Regions from separate parts of the Homo sapiens genome. Here region 1 is linked to region 2. The links are chromatin loops, found by intact Hi-C in ENCODE. Cell type or tissue: A673. All regions are shown on one strand. Links, peaks and the distances in the headings refer to the core of each region. The heading gives the core; the rest is flanking DNA.

Region 1 (7,567 bases), core at 1,441-6,440, 300 kb after region 2:
TTTTTTTTTTTTTGACGTGACAGAAAAGGAAAATGGCATAGTGTGCTAAGTTTGCCGACCGTACTGGGGAAGGAAGGGTCTGGCACTCCTTGGGATTCTGGATATGTGCTTTCTGCCAGCTGGAGAGCTCTAACCTGCTGTTAGGGAAGAATGGCAAAAGTCCAGCTTGGAGAAATTTCAAAAGGATAACCCAGGTGACAAGCTTCAGCCTCACTATGCAATGCTGTGTGACCTCATGGGAGTAAAACAGCTCAGATAATGAGACCATGAAAAGTTGTACAAAGCATTAAACACCATACATTTAAAACATTTAAAGTTGACTTTATTATGAAGCAAAACATTCAGGAAGAACTCAGGACTCCACCCCAGGGGACCCACATATCTACAGTTGGTTCAGACAGCCCCCAAAAGCTGGCATGCTGTGTGCTTGGGACAGAACTTACCAACTGTCCCAATAAAGACCCTTCCCAGGCTGGGCATGGTGGCTCATGCCTGTAATCCCAGCACTTTGGGAGGCTGAGGCAGATGGATCACTTGAGGTCAGGAGTTCGAGACCAGCCTGGCCAACATGGCAGGAACCCCGTCTCTACTAAAAATACAAAAATTAGCTGGCCGTGGTGATGTGCGCCTGTAGTCCCAGCTACTCAGAAGGCTGAGACACAAGAATCCCTTGAACTTGAGAGGCAGAGGTGGCGGTGAGCCGAGATCACACCACTGCATTCCAGCCTGGGTGACAGAGCGAGACTTTGTCCTCCCCACCCCCACCCCAAAAACAACCACCACAAAAAGCACAAGACCCTTCCCTACCCCTGTCTAGTGTTTTGTGATATGCAGCGTGCTTTTCTACGTATTGAATCTTCACAACAACCCTGTGAGGTAGGTACCCTCATATCATTTTACAAAAGAAGAAACTGAACAGTTGGGAATTTTTCCCAGGCTATAAGGCAGAACCAGGACTATAATTTCGATCTTCTGAGTCCGAGCCTTGACTAGGACTTTATTACGGAGGGCCTCTTTCCTCCTGTATCTCATTGGTTCATCATGCCTTTATCTTGGTTGGTACTTTGGTGGCTTTACATGGGCAAATAAGTTTAGCTTGTCCCACCTCCTGCCCCACTAATACTTCCTAATTCAGATCATGGATATTAACATGGGACAGGGCACAAGGGCTCAGTGATTTAAATGTTGTTCTAACCTTGCTCCTCCACATGTCATGGGCCTGGGTAGGAAGGGCAGAGGTGCTGCTAGAGTTACCCGGCTGTCAATTAGACTTATCAAGTTATGGCTGGAGGTGAGGCTGTGGCTCACTCCTTCAATCCCAGCAATTTGGGAGGCCAAGGCAGGCGGATCACCTGAGATCAGGAGTTGAAGACCAGCCTGGCCAACATGGTGAAACCCAGTCTCTACTAAAAATACAAAAAGTAGCCAGGCTTGGTGGCGGGCACCTGTAATCCCAGCTACTCAGGAGGCTAAGGCACAAGAATCGCTTGAACCCGCGAGGTGGAGGTTGCAGTGAGCCTACATCTCGCCACTGCACTTGAGCCTAGGCAACAGAGCTAGACTCTGTCCCCAAAAAAACAAACAAACAAAAAAAAAACCGGAATTGTCAAGTTCTTGGGTTACATTAAGAACACTTTTTTCAAAAATAAATTGGAGCAATTATAAAAAGTACAATCAGCTGACCACAAACAGACATGAAGGATCTTTTTGGAGGTGATGAAAATGTCCTCAAAGCAGATTGTGGTGATAGTTGTGCAACATTTTAAATTGGCTAAAAATCATTTAATTGTCCACGTGCAGTGGGCAAATGTCATGATACATAAACTAGATCTCAATGAAGCTGTTAAAAACATTCAAATATCGGCCAGGTGCAGTGGCTCCCGCCTGTAATCTCAGCACTTTGGGAGGCTGAGCCAGGCGGATCCCCTGAGGTAAGGAGTTCGAGACCAGCCTGGCCAACATGGTGAAACCCCATCCCTACTAACAGGACAAAAATTAGCCGGGCGTGGTGGCAGGCTCCTGTAATCCCAGCTACTCATGAGGCTGAAGCAGCAGAATAGCTTGAACCTGGGAGGTGAAGGTTGCAGTGAGCCGAGATCACACTACTGCACTCCAGCCTGGGTGACAAGAGCGAGATTCCGTCTCAAAAAAAAAAAAAGAAAAAATTCAAATATCAAAAATAATTTTACTAGAGTAAGTAAGCTGTGTCTGTTTTCTTTACATTACAAATGAAAAAGTATATTTTTTACCAGGCTTAGGGATTTTGTTTGTTTGTTTAGAATTAGGGCATAAAATGTCAGAAAAAAATGCGCAAATAAGTTTAAAATTAGTTTTTGAGAAAGTCAGGTGAAAATGTAGTAGAGGGCCCTGCAGATGTAATTTTGGAGAAGGAAACAGGTTTTATAAAGCAGCCCTGTGAAATCTGATGTGTCAGTACTGGGTTTTTCTCCTGTGTAAGCCGCACCTGTCCCGGGAGCCCCTGGGTATAGGCTACTTGAGATGTCACATGCTCTACCTGGAGAAACACAAATTGGCAGGTATTATTTTTTAGCATCTTGAAAAAGTGCTAATTGTCTCAGATTCTGTTAAAATATAAAGCTCCATTTTTAAACAAGTGCCATATGCTTTGTGCCTCTAGCAAAATCTTCCTACATGGTTTGGGGACTTTTAAAATCCTACCTTAGATGTAACACCTCTAAATTAGTTAAGAAAGGAAGTGAATAAGTTGGCTTTTAATAGTAAAATGCACAAACAACATTCTCGAGGATTAATTTGGAAGCTGGTGACCCTAAGTGAATTATACGCTTTGGCCTCCTCTAAAGCAGTGGTCCCCCACCTTTTGGCACCAGGGATCCGTTTGTTGGGAGGCAATTTTTCCACAGGACCAGGAGCGGATGGTTTTGGGATGAAACTGTTCCATCTCAGCAGATCATCAGGCATTAGATCATCGGGCATTAGATTCACATAAGGAGTGCGCAACCTAGATCCCTCACGTGCACAATTCACAATAGGGTTCCACTCCTATGAGAATCGAATAATGCTGCTGATCTGGCCAGAGGCGGTGCTCAGGTGGTAATGTGAGCGACGCGGAGCAACTGTAAATACAGATGAAGCTTCGCTCGCCCTCCACTCACCTCCTCCTGTGTGGCCTGGTTCCTAACAGGCCAGGGAAAGGTACTGGTCTGTGGTCCCAGGATTTAAGAACCCCTGCTCTAAAGAAAGGTGGTAGCACAAAGATACTTAAAAAATGAGTATTTTATGGCCATCCTGTGGGTTATTTTGGACTTTTCAGAAGTTCTTAAATAATCAGTTGTTCTTTCTCATAACCAGAGCAAGCATAGGCAGTCAGTCTGAGCCATAATCTATCTGAATCTGTAGAAATAAATTTGTCCACACTATGAAACCCTCACGTACACTGAGTGGGTACCACTAACATGGGGCTTGCCCAGGACAGAGGGAAGGAGGGAAGAGTCAAAGAGTAAAAGAGAAGATATGACTCGATTTTCCATTCTTCCATTTGTATCTGCTTAAGCAAATCATCTCATTGCATTGATTGAGTTTCCTCATCTGTAAATGGGAATAGTCACGTATCATCCCAGTGGCTGTGAGAAAGAAGTAAAAGCACATTTTAGATGCACTTTGTATATTTAAAGTCTTATTCTAATACTACCTATCACTGTTTCTTTGGTCAGAGCAACATTTCAGTCATCATTAGATTGGGGATATGTAAAGGCCTGAAATCTTCAAGCTGGACTCTAAGATTAGAGTCTCCCAGCCACCAGCTGGTATGCAAGGCTCTGGAGCTATGAATGGGTTGCTGGGGTGTCTGAGGCAGTAACCTCTTAGCCCTGCCAGCAGCAGCACAGGCCTGCGGTCGGTCTCTCTAGTGTGCCCTACAAATAACATTTTCTATACGAGTCTTGACTTTAGAAGGGTGGGGAAGCACCAAGGATTGAACAAAGAGATGAGACAGTGTCTGAATCCTCACAGCCACCCTGCATCTCCCATGGATCTGGCGTTAAATCCTACACTCTTGACAGCCAGCAGATTTTACATTTGAGGAGACAAATAGATCTCATCCACATTTGCTTGAGAAGCATCTGCAAAAGCTCCCGCATCAGATGCACACACGGTCCTACAGGCCCAAGGGCATCCTGTGTCCTGAGTGCCTGCCAAGACACCCGTAGCCCTGTGACAGTCCCACACACACGCCCTGCACCCACGGCCTTCACATCTTACCTTTCCTGCTGAAAGACATCCTTCCTGTGGCTCCCAATGCTGACTCATTCCTGATATAAAAGTCTGATAGGAACTGCTAGTTACATCATTATCTGAGTGGCCTCTCTCTGCATAGCCTAGGGGTTAAGGCATGGGCCCTGGAGTCAGACTGTCTGATTCTAATGCAGGGCCCTACTACTATACTTTCTAGGTAAATAACTGTGCATCCAGTTCTTCATCTGTAAAGAGGAGTCAATGTGAGGGTTAATTGAGAGAAACCATGTCAGTAGTTCCTACAACTGAGAACGTTTACCCTGGATGACTTATTAAAATGCAGTTTGCGCCCCCTGGCGTCCCAGGGTTTCTAATTCAGTGGGTCTGGAGTGGCCCTGAGAATTTTCCTTTCTCAAGTTCCTAGGCGATGCGGATGCCGAAGACGCAGGGGCCGAGCTTCCTGACCACTGAGCTATGTAAGGGGCTTAGCCTGGCATGCTATCAGCACACGAGAAATGTTAGCCATTACTAAGAAGAATAGGCAATGAAGATTTGCCTCATTAAAAGACTTCCCAGTTGTGTTCTACTTGAAAATTTCTCCCCAAGAATCTTGTTCAAGTCGAGGAATAAAAAATCTGGTTCCTTTCAGCTCACTTTTCTTTGAAGTTAAGACACGTGGCACGACACCTGTTTCTAAACACAGCTACTTGATGTATTACTTTTGGCAGCTCTTGCATATTTTTTCATCGCCAATAAAGTTATTGAAATTGAAATATACCATCTGTTTGAGAGTTTGTATCAAAAAGACAGGTGACAAGGTTGCAGGTAATGACAGAGTCAAGCTGTTCCCACAGCAAAGGGCTGTTCCTAGCTTCCCCGTCTGCCAAAATTGACTTCATTTCTTAGATTTGACATTTTTGAACCAATATGTTCTTCTGGAGCAGGGATTAAAAATCCAATATCACAAAACCAATTGGTTTTACCTGCAGCAATATTAAAGACTATGGAGAAAGAGCCCAACAAATTTCCCACCATTTGGCTGAAATAGAACCAGCAGAGAGAAAGCAAATTCTATCAGATGTACATATATATGTAAATGCATATATATATATATAATTCAAAATCTGATAATTAAAATGTAGATGTACCTGTGTGTAGTGTGTACCTGACTTTTTTCTTAATGTTTGTGAAAAACAGTTCCAAAAGAACTGCGCCTACTCCCACTGCGCATATGAGCGCTTCCTTCGCGGATCAGGGGTTGGCAGCCTTACACCAGGAACGCACCTGGGCGCAGCCTCGATCCCACAGGGTCCAGGTGCAGAGGCACCGGGATGCACGCAACACCTTTCGACGCAGAGCTGGGGAAGGGGCCAATAGGAATGGATGCTCCGACAGACGAAGCCACGTGGGAACAAGGACGAGCCCAGGGCAGCTTTTGCTGGAGGTACAGGGGCAGTGTCACAGGGGGCAAGTGGAGTTGCTGGGGAGGATACGATAGCATGTGGGATTTGAAGGTGGGGAAGATTCCGTTATTTTCCTGAACACCTAACAGTGATGCTGCAGGCTTTCTGGACGGGACGGGACCTCAGACACAATAATCCATTCCGCCGTCGCCACGCAGTGCCTTTCGACCATTCAGTTTCAGCGCTGGGAGGAAGGAGAGGCGTGCGCTCTTGCTGAAGGTCGCGCGGGGCTCACCGACCGGTTGCCAGGAAGTCTACCTCCTCCACGTGGCAATCGCCGCTGCTGCTCGGCTCCCTGCCACGGGGCTGCCCCGACTGTGCCTCCGCAGGTCTCTCTGGTTCTGCCCGCCTTTGTCCCCTCGCAAGGCATTATCCCTCCCCGCTTCAATCAGGGTCCGGCGGATCGTCTTCACGCCTGATCTTGAGGATGGGAAAGGGAGACAGGATCGTCTTCACGCCTGATCTTGAGGATGGGAAAGGGAGACAGGCATTTCTTACCTTCTCCTTCCTGACCACTTAAAGCCAAACATATTCCCAGCCGAAGATGAGAGTTGCTACCTGAAACGCCAAGTTTGCGAGCAGAAGGCCACTCGAATCCCCGCTTGACCAGGCCTTAGGAGGACGGTAGAGTCCTGGAGAGCTGCCCTGGCGCCGCTGCAGGGACCTCCGCTGTGTCCCCCAGTCCCTCAAAGCTCTCCTGGGCCGCATTTTCCCCTCTCATGTCTGTCTCACGAGGCCACTCACAGCCTGGCCTCCTCTCCCCAAGAAAACCTGGCAGGATCTCCCTACTGCACTGGAAACAAAAGCCTGGACGGGAGGTGTATGTGGACCAGGAAGTGCCAGCTTAAATGGAAGGAAACGGAGGGAACACAGCTCAAAAGCGTAGCCAAGTGGTGCTTTGCTATACTATGTTATCTCTTTTTGCATGTTTGAAATTTAACATAATAAAAAGACTTTTAAAGTTGGCAAAAGAAAAAGGGGAAGAGAACAAAGAAAGATAAAAGAAAGAAATGAGAGAGAAAAAGAAGGAAGGAAAAAAGAGAGAAGTAAGGAAGGAAAAAAGGAAGGAAGGAAGGAAGGAAGGGAGGGAGGCAGGAATGGAGGGAGGGAGGCAGGAAGGGAGGGAGGGAGGGAGGAAGAAAGGCTTTGGCAGGCCAGACACTGATACTTCCTAGCCTCCCGAGGCTGCCCCAGCGCGCCCCCTGGTGGTCGCACATAGAGTTGTCCTATTTGGAGAGCAAAGACAAAGGTTCTTTCCCTCATCCTCACTAAGTTCTTTTTTTTTTTTTTTTTTTTTTTTTTTTTTTTTTTTTGAGACGGAGTCTCGCTCCGTCGCCCAGGCTGGAGTGCGGTGGCGCGATCTCGGCTCACTGCAAGCTCCGCCTCCCAGGTTCACGCCATTCTCCTGCCTCAGCCTCCCGAGTAGCTGGGACTACAGGCGCCGGCCACCACGGCTGGCTAATTTTTTGTATTTTTAGTACAGGCGGGGTTTCACCATGTTAGCCAGGATGGTCTCGATCTCCTGACCTCGTGATCCGCCTGCCTCGGCCTCCCAACATGTTGGGATTACAGGCGTGAGCCACCGCGCCCCGCTGAAGGTCAGTTTTTAGAAGCCCATTCTTTATCTACTGGGAAAGGAGAACAGAGTGGGATTTTGTTTGAAATTTGTCTGTACCTCAACTGGTGTAGCTTGGGGGTGGGAGGATGGTTTTTCTTTTCCCTATGCTTGTCAGTGTCACAGACGTGAAGTCATCCTCCCCAAGCCACCGTCCTCACCACAGAACCATCTTTCTGTTGGAGTCTCAGCTTCCAGTCTCGGCTCCACTGGTCACTACTTTGCTGAACTGGGGCTTGTCGTGACTGTATCTGAGCTTCCCTTTCATAATTTCCCT
Region 2 (7,567 bases), core at 1,610-6,609:
AGAGAAAGCAAGGGAGCAAACTCTATTTACAAAGTCAGAGGGAGTCAATCTGATTTTATTTTCTCAAGTACATTCAGTGAGTCTCAAAAAGAATGCAAGTTCTCAAGTCTTGCCTCTGCTTGGTATCAGCCACAATTAAAAAATAAATTTCAGAAATATATCTGAATCACTGTAGAACATAATTTTTTGGCAACAGATAGGTTTTATAGAAGCTTTTTTACTTGTAACTTTCAAAGGTTGTAATCATGCCTTTCATGACATTGTGAACTATAATTTTGTCTTGCTAAGCTACCATAAAAGAGTGGTTGTTTTATTATTATAGTATGCACTAAAAAACAGAACCTATGCTCCTCATTTAACTAATCACTTCTGATATTTCTCAAGCTAATGGGAACCAAAAACACTTATATCTGTTCGTAGATGTTCTTAATGAAATGCACACTTTTTTTATAATGTAAGCATATGCGTACACATGTATGAACTTTACAAGTTTATTTAGCAAGAAAACAAATATGTGAGGAAAACAGACTTTTCAAGTGGTGCTTTAATTGTCGTTCATGCATGTTCTACAGATCATTACTGAATGTTTACAGGTCCTGCACGGAATGACTTTACACCAAAGAAGAGGGTAACGTATCCTCACTGTTTATAAAAATGACAGCCCCTAATGGACCATATTAGCTTTAACACAAACTATTAAATCTCCTTCATTACTTTTTTCTGTGTTCTGTTTCGGCATCTCGTTAGCTCTGAGAAGTGGGTGCAAACTCCTAAGGAAACATGAGCACACATTGAGACGATTAGAGATCATGGTTATTAGATAAGCCTCAGGAGGATGTTTTTCTTGGGTTGCTCACAAGCATTTTGAAAGAGTCGTGTTCCAGGTTTGAGATCCCATGTTTCTTCCTCTTAAACTATGAGCAGCTGTAGCACATGACCTACTTCTGTAGGGCCCTGTAATGATTTCCTTCCTTCGGAGGCTTCAGGAGTTCTCCTTCTGCCCTGTGAAAAAAAGGGACAAATATTTTAATCCAAGCAAAATGCTGAAGCAGGTTTTGTTGGTTTCAGGGAAGAAACTCAATACAGCTCCAGCACTGAATGTAGGCCTCAAATTGGAACCATCTGGGCCGCAGAAGGGCTCAGAGACCTTTGGGGAAGGCAGAGACAGTCTTGCCTAGGGCCGCAGCCCATACACCTGCAGAGATGGCCGACGTCTGGGCAGGCCCTGGGCTCACCCAGGAACTGGAGCCGCTCCTACTGCGGCAAAGCCCTCACTGCCTGGCATTGCAGTTGGGAATACCATGTAAGAAAAGGTGACAACTGCTTAGAGGACGACTTCCTACATGAATATTCCTCACAGTGAAAGGAAGGCCTCATGATTCTTTGGAACACATTTGACACAAATCAGACATAATTTCCTAACTTTTGCTTTTTAGCAGACAGGGAGGAAAGTCCTCAGGAAACCATAGGTGGGTATACACAATATTTTTAGAGTTATCCTTAACTAGGGGAGAAAAAAAAGGCTTTTACAACCCAATGCATGCCTGTTTGGTGTTCTCCGTATTCTTTTCTTGTTTAAAAGGTTGTTATTATTATCTTTGACTAGTTTTCCTTTTTAACTAAGTGAAAGTGCTTTTCAAGTGTTTTCTAATATCTAAACATAGAAGACTAGGCCAGCTGCTGGAAGGTTATTTTAAATAAAGTATTTTTTAAAATTTTATATTGCAAACTTTCCATGGGTGAGGGATGAGAGTATCAACCCATTTCCAAATATAAAGGGCGAGGACTTTTGCTCAAAGATTAGAAATCTTATCATGTGATTTTAAAACCAGTGCAGAATATGTTTTCTGGAAAGAAAGTGGGACATAAAGAGCAGATAGAAATTGTACAAAAGTTGTGCATTTAATAAGTATATTTTCCAAATATTAGTTGATGAGGAATATATCATTTTCAATTTGGGTTTTAAATTATTTACTGTGGTTAGAAGTGCAATGTGGCCATAATAGAATCCTAAAGAATATGACCAAACTTGACATCCTGAGAGTGGAAGCCCCATGACAATCTCAACACCAAGGTCAGAGGATGATTTATTGAGAAAGGATCAGTCCCTGGAAAAGGTGACAATTCAGAAAAAAATAGAGGTGCTTGAAATTTTGAGCTTAAATTCCTAGAAGTGTGAATTTATCTGGTTTCTTCTAACTAATCTTTTTCAATAAGCCAGTGGACCACAGTTTTTTGCTTATTGTAAGTACATTTATTTGTTTATTATAATTAAATCTATTGACTGATGGAAATTACACAGTGAAGACATATATTATATGTATGATTAAAATGTTTAATATTTTTTAAAGTTAAGAATTGTCAGCAAGAATATATTTTTTTAAATTCCTGAATGGAAAATAAGTCCAAAAAATAGTATTTGGACTGAAGGCTCACAGAATATCTCTCATTTTTAAAAGTTCTAAGGATGTATCTGTTGCAAGGTTTCCCAGCACATTCTTAGGGGTGACATGACTGTACGGTGTTTCGGTTCTGAGCTGTTCTCACATGCACACTTCATCACAAGCCAACTGGGAGGGGTGCGGGAGGGTTGTGTGCGTTGGGCTTACTTTTTTTTGCCCTGTTCCAAATTTATATGCATGAATCTAAATTTTTAACCAAATCTTTGTTCTCTTTCCTCTTGAGGCTGCTTCACACTCCTGCCTACGCACCCAGCTGCACCCAGATAGCTCTTCCTCCCTCCCCACCCTGACAGCCTGCACCGCTGCTCAGCTACAGGGTGAGACTTAATGGAGCTGAGCAGAGCATTTCCTAGCGAGCTTCCTGCAGAGCAGTCAGCCAAGACTGGGAAAGGCCCACCACCAAACACCAGGAGCCAGGGGAAAATCAGAGGGCCAGCCCGCTGCAGGGGCAGCCTCCAGAAAGCGTCTTGCTGTCATTTAAGGGTATTAGTTTGATACCTTTAGGAAGGCTTTGGGTTTCTCTAAAACATGGCCACTGTCTCATTCATATAGCTCTGTGAGGATGCCTATATTCAGTATCTGGGCTAAGCTGACCCACCAACTCCATTGAGTTGCGAATTTCTAGCATGAATGCCTAGCCTCAGAAAAGTAAGAAATTCTGCTGTGTGTCTTCATATGTATTTTTATTTTTACTTTATTACTACTGTTATTATTTTTAGAGACAGTGCCTTGTTCTGTTGCCCCAGCTGGAGTCCTGTGGCAATATCCTAGCTCACTGCAGCCTCAAACTCCTGGGCTCAGGTGATTCTCCCGCCTCAGCCTCCTGAGTAGCTAGGACTACAGGTGTACCACCGTGCCTGGCTGATTTTTCATTATTTTAGAGATAGGGATCTCATTACGTTGGCTAGGCTGGACTCAAACGCCTGGTCCCAAGCGGTCCTCCTGCCTTGGCCTCCAAAAGTGCTGGGGCTACAGGCATGAGCCACTGCACCCACCCTCCCTGAGTATATTTTTAAATACAGGGTTTCATATCTTCAACATAGCCCCTAAATTAAAGCAATGATTATAACAATCGCACAGCAACTAAAGCCAGTGTTCTGATGGTTTTATTTGAAAAGCACCATTCTCTACAAATGGAAGCTGATCAATAAAAAATATACATATATTTGAGAGAAAAGCCCACCCTGTCCTCAGGAAAAGCAACCCGTAGAGAGTGGGCAATTTCAGATTGATTTATGAACTGGGAAAGTATTTCTGATTTTGTTTTAATTTTTTCTTTGGCCAAACTGGTCAGGAGGTGATGAAGACTGACTTCCCAGCCCTTTGCTGCCAAATCTTAACTGCCTGAAAACTTACAGAAATGCTTGATTAAAACTAGAATAAAAATCTCCAGTTGCCTTCAGCAAACCACAGCACAAGGGTGGGAAAACCAGTGCCAGGTTGCAGTTTAAGTATAGTCACTTGGCGCCTGCTGAAAGTACTGCTCCCTTCCTGTTTAATAATTAATTCAACTTTAAAGCCCCAAGGATCTGGACTCAGCACCAGTTTCACAAAGCAGTACAGAAACAAAATGCTTCCAGAACTGGAGGGGGGGATAGAGGAAGAAAGAATCTAACATTTCAAGAAACATCACCACATGGGGCCGGCAAGCAGGGGGTGGGGTTTGGAGGTGGAAAGATCCAGGGTGGAGAAATTCAAAATAAAATAAATACACACAAAAGCAAGGTTATTCACGGCCACTGGCACTAGGACTGGGAGCGGCATGGCGAGCCGGAAGTCATCCATTTGGGAGGCAGGCTGGTGCCTGCAGGCTAGTGGGGCCGAGAGGGTAATGGGCTCAGTCTCTGGAAAAGGAGACCCAGCCTTGCTCTTCAGCAGTGGCCTCTGCTCATTAGTCAGAGCATCGTGCTGGAAAAGGCATCCAAGGTGGGCAGTCATCCTTGCTTTCGCGCTCCTCTCCCTCCACCCCACCCCACCCGCACAATTCACCCTCCAGGGGAAGGGCCGGAGAATGCCCGATGTGAGGGCGAAAAACAAGCAAGTTCCCAGGCTTAAATATTCAGTTACAGAAGTTAACACCCAACATAGCAGCAGATAACTGCAAAAATGTGTCCCCGCATCCAGTGGGGCACCTGCACTGTGCTTTGTGGTTTTTCTAAGTCGTTTGCTTTCTCTAAGCTGGTGAGTCCAGCCAGAAAGGTGATGCACTGCAGATGCTGAAAACAGGCAGAAGCTGCTTAAAAGCTTATCAAATCTCGTATCGCACACAAGATAGGAGGGGGAATGTGTCCAGAACGACTGCAGCAGGCCCACCTCCAACCTCACAATTCAATATGAAACCACATGGACTATTCTTCTGTACTCCAGGAAACCTAAGTATCCCAAAGCATTGCCAAGAGATGGTCTCACCAGAAATGAACAGATTAATTAAACAAAACGAAGGCCCGAGTGGCCAAGGGAAAGAGGAAAGCTATTTAACCCAAATTGTATTTACTTTTTGCTTATTTTTATTATTATAAAGAGTCATGGGATAGAACACTCACACATATCCCCTGAGATTCCAGTTGGGTATTTTGAAATCGACATTCACATAATTAACTGGTTGAGTTGGACAAATAATGACCTGAATATTTTCCGTAATCCTTAAAAATGGATGTTTTTATTACTCTGCAATTGTTAAAACTATATGAATTTTCTTTATATTTTACTTCATACATACATTAGTTATAAAACATTTAAAGTACATTTACTTTGTATGTTTCCCTCCACTGCAGATTGATGGTGTTGCCTTAAAACTGTAACAGCTGTATTTTAAAAATAGGATTTTGTATTCCTCTTGACTGAGTTCTTAAAACTATGCCAAATTCAAGTTTGAAACTAGTTTCCAGTTATTAAACAATTTCAAAACCAGAAGGTCAATATGTTTTTCTCTATTTTTGAGGTAGTGAATGTCTAGCTGCTGCTTTTTATTTTTCAATTTCAAGTTTGGTTTCAAGCTCATGCCCCTGTTTTCTTACAAAGCTCATAGTCCCAGACAGTGAATCCTTCCTCACAGTAACATCTTCCTTTGTGATGAGAATAATTATCTATCAGCGTATCTTTTTAAAATAATAAATTTGGGTATTTCTAGGAGGCAGTGCGTTGTCATGGAAACACCGTTGGACTATGAACCAAGCCAGCCTCTGGGCTGGTCCAGCACTAGCTGTACATCCTGGCAAGTTACAAACCCAAGAACACACCCCTGGGTGTCAGTGTGTACCGCTGCTAAAGGAGGAGTTCTCAGTGCTTCTCTCCCTGCACTGTGTCTGCAGGGAACCCCTTTTCAGGGTTGGGAAAGGAAGACTCACACACACACAGCCCACTCTAAATCGATCCAGACTATGATAAGTGCTGAAATAGAACCATGAATTAAATGAACCAGAAGATTTATAAGGCCTGCCCAGCTCCACAGATCTCTGATTCCATGTGAATCATGGATTCACCAACTGGGTTATGCCCAGTCACTGGCCTCACTCACTCAATGCTCGCCGTGTCCTGCTCACTCCTGTCCAGCCTGGCCTTTTTCATACAATCCACGGGGAATTGGCGCTAGTAGGTAGTAGGTAATTTGGAAGATTAGATTAAATAATTTGGAATATACCCATGGATATACATGAGCCCTAAAAAAGGGAAAAGGTGTGGCCCCATGATGAAAGAGTGGAAATCAAGCTTAACTCTTGGGTAATCAGCGTATGTGTAGGGCAAGTGTATTCTATTCAAGATTTACCCACAAGAGGCAAAAATACTGTGTCAGAAGTTAGCAGATAAAACAGGAATATGAAGAAAATGGCACAACTTTTTTTTCTACCTTTTTGTGATCCTCCCTCCTCATGGTTTGAAATATTTTGTGCTAGTTGTCAAGTGTGGGCCTTATAGGCTGATGGGACAGGGGTCCTCACCTCAGTTTTCTCATCTGAAAAATGGGGATTTCAACGTCAGAAGGTTGCTTTGATGATTATCTGAATTAATATATGTAAATCTCTTGGTAGAATACACGGAATTTACCAAGTTGTAAGTTGATGTCAGCCATTATTATTGAGTTAGGAGAGCTATGTTTTTTGTTATGTTTTGTTTTTGTTTTTGTTTTTGTTTTTTGAGACAGAGTCTCACTCTGTTGGCCAGGCTAGAGTGCAGTGGCATGATCGTGGCTCACTACAACCTCTGTCTCCTAGGCTCAAGCAATTCTCCTGCCCCAGCCTCCTGAGTAGCTGGGATTACAGGCATGCACCACCACACCTGGCTAATTTTTGTATTTTTAGTAGAGATGGTCTTGAACTCCTGACCTGAGGTAATCCTCCCACCTCAGCCTCCCAAAGTGTTGGGATTACAGGTGTGAGCCACCGCGCCTGGCCTAGGAGAGCTATGTTTAACCAAAGAGCTAGTGACTAATAATACATAACTAGTATTACCATACTGAAATTTTTTGCCTCTATATGCATTTGCTAGGGCTGCCATGACAAAGTGCCACAGGCTGAGTGGCTTAAACAACAGAGATTTATTTCCTCACAATTCTGGAGGCTCCGAGTCAGAGATCAAGGTGTGGGCAGGGTTGATTTCCTCTGAGGCCCCTCTCCTTGGCTTGTAGATGCCACCTTCTCCCTATGTCCTCACATGGTCTTCCCTCTGTGCATGTCTGTGCCCTAATCTCTTTTTATGAGGACAACAGTCACATTGGATTAGGGCCCACCCGGATGACAAGCTTTAACCTTAGCTTGTTAAAGACTGTATCCCCAAATATCATCACATTCTGAAGTACTGGGGTTTAGGACTTCAACAAGGGAATTTGGTGAAATACAATTCAGCTTATAACAGCCTCCACATCAGTAGAAGTACGGCTTCCATCAAGAGTTTTAAAATAACAGAAGTTCAGATTTGTATACATGGGTATATAAATGAAAGGGATCAACCTGGAGGACATTATTAAGTGAAATAAGCCAGGCACAGAAAGACAAATATTGCACGATCTCAGTCATAAGTGGAATCTTAAAAAGATGCCTTAATAGAAATAGAGAGTAGAATAGTGGTTATCAGAGCCTGGAGAGGGGAGGGGTAAGGGGAAACAAAAG

What was found. Peaks named below come from ENCODE experiments on the same cell type or tissue, not always from the same donor. Only the 100,000 strongest peaks of a DNase experiment are listed, where the experiment ranks them.
Region 1: it touches region 2 in a loop (2.5-fold over the local background); 1 of 110 quality-filtered maps calls a loop at or near these places.

Annotation. Positions count from the first base shown.
Region 1 is chr2:105,231,252-105,238,818 of GRCh38, forward strand. No RefSeq gene overlaps it. Among named protein-coding and RNA genes, the nearest start is that of GPR45, 6.7 kb to the right of the region's middle. In A673, for the core only: a CTCF peak has its summit at 4,563 (motif pointing left); a DNase peak (open chromatin) is centred at 4,560.
Region 2 is chr2:104,935,764-104,943,330 of GRCh38, forward strand. It overlaps MRPS9-AS2 (MRPS9 antisense RNA 2), which reads right to left. Exons shown (of 3, transcript NR_110603.1): 3 at 478-1,002. Among named protein-coding and RNA genes, the nearest start is that of DALIR, 32 kb to the left of the region's middle. In A673, for the core only: no CTCF peak of the experiment used is centred there; a DNase peak (open chromatin) is centred at 4,068.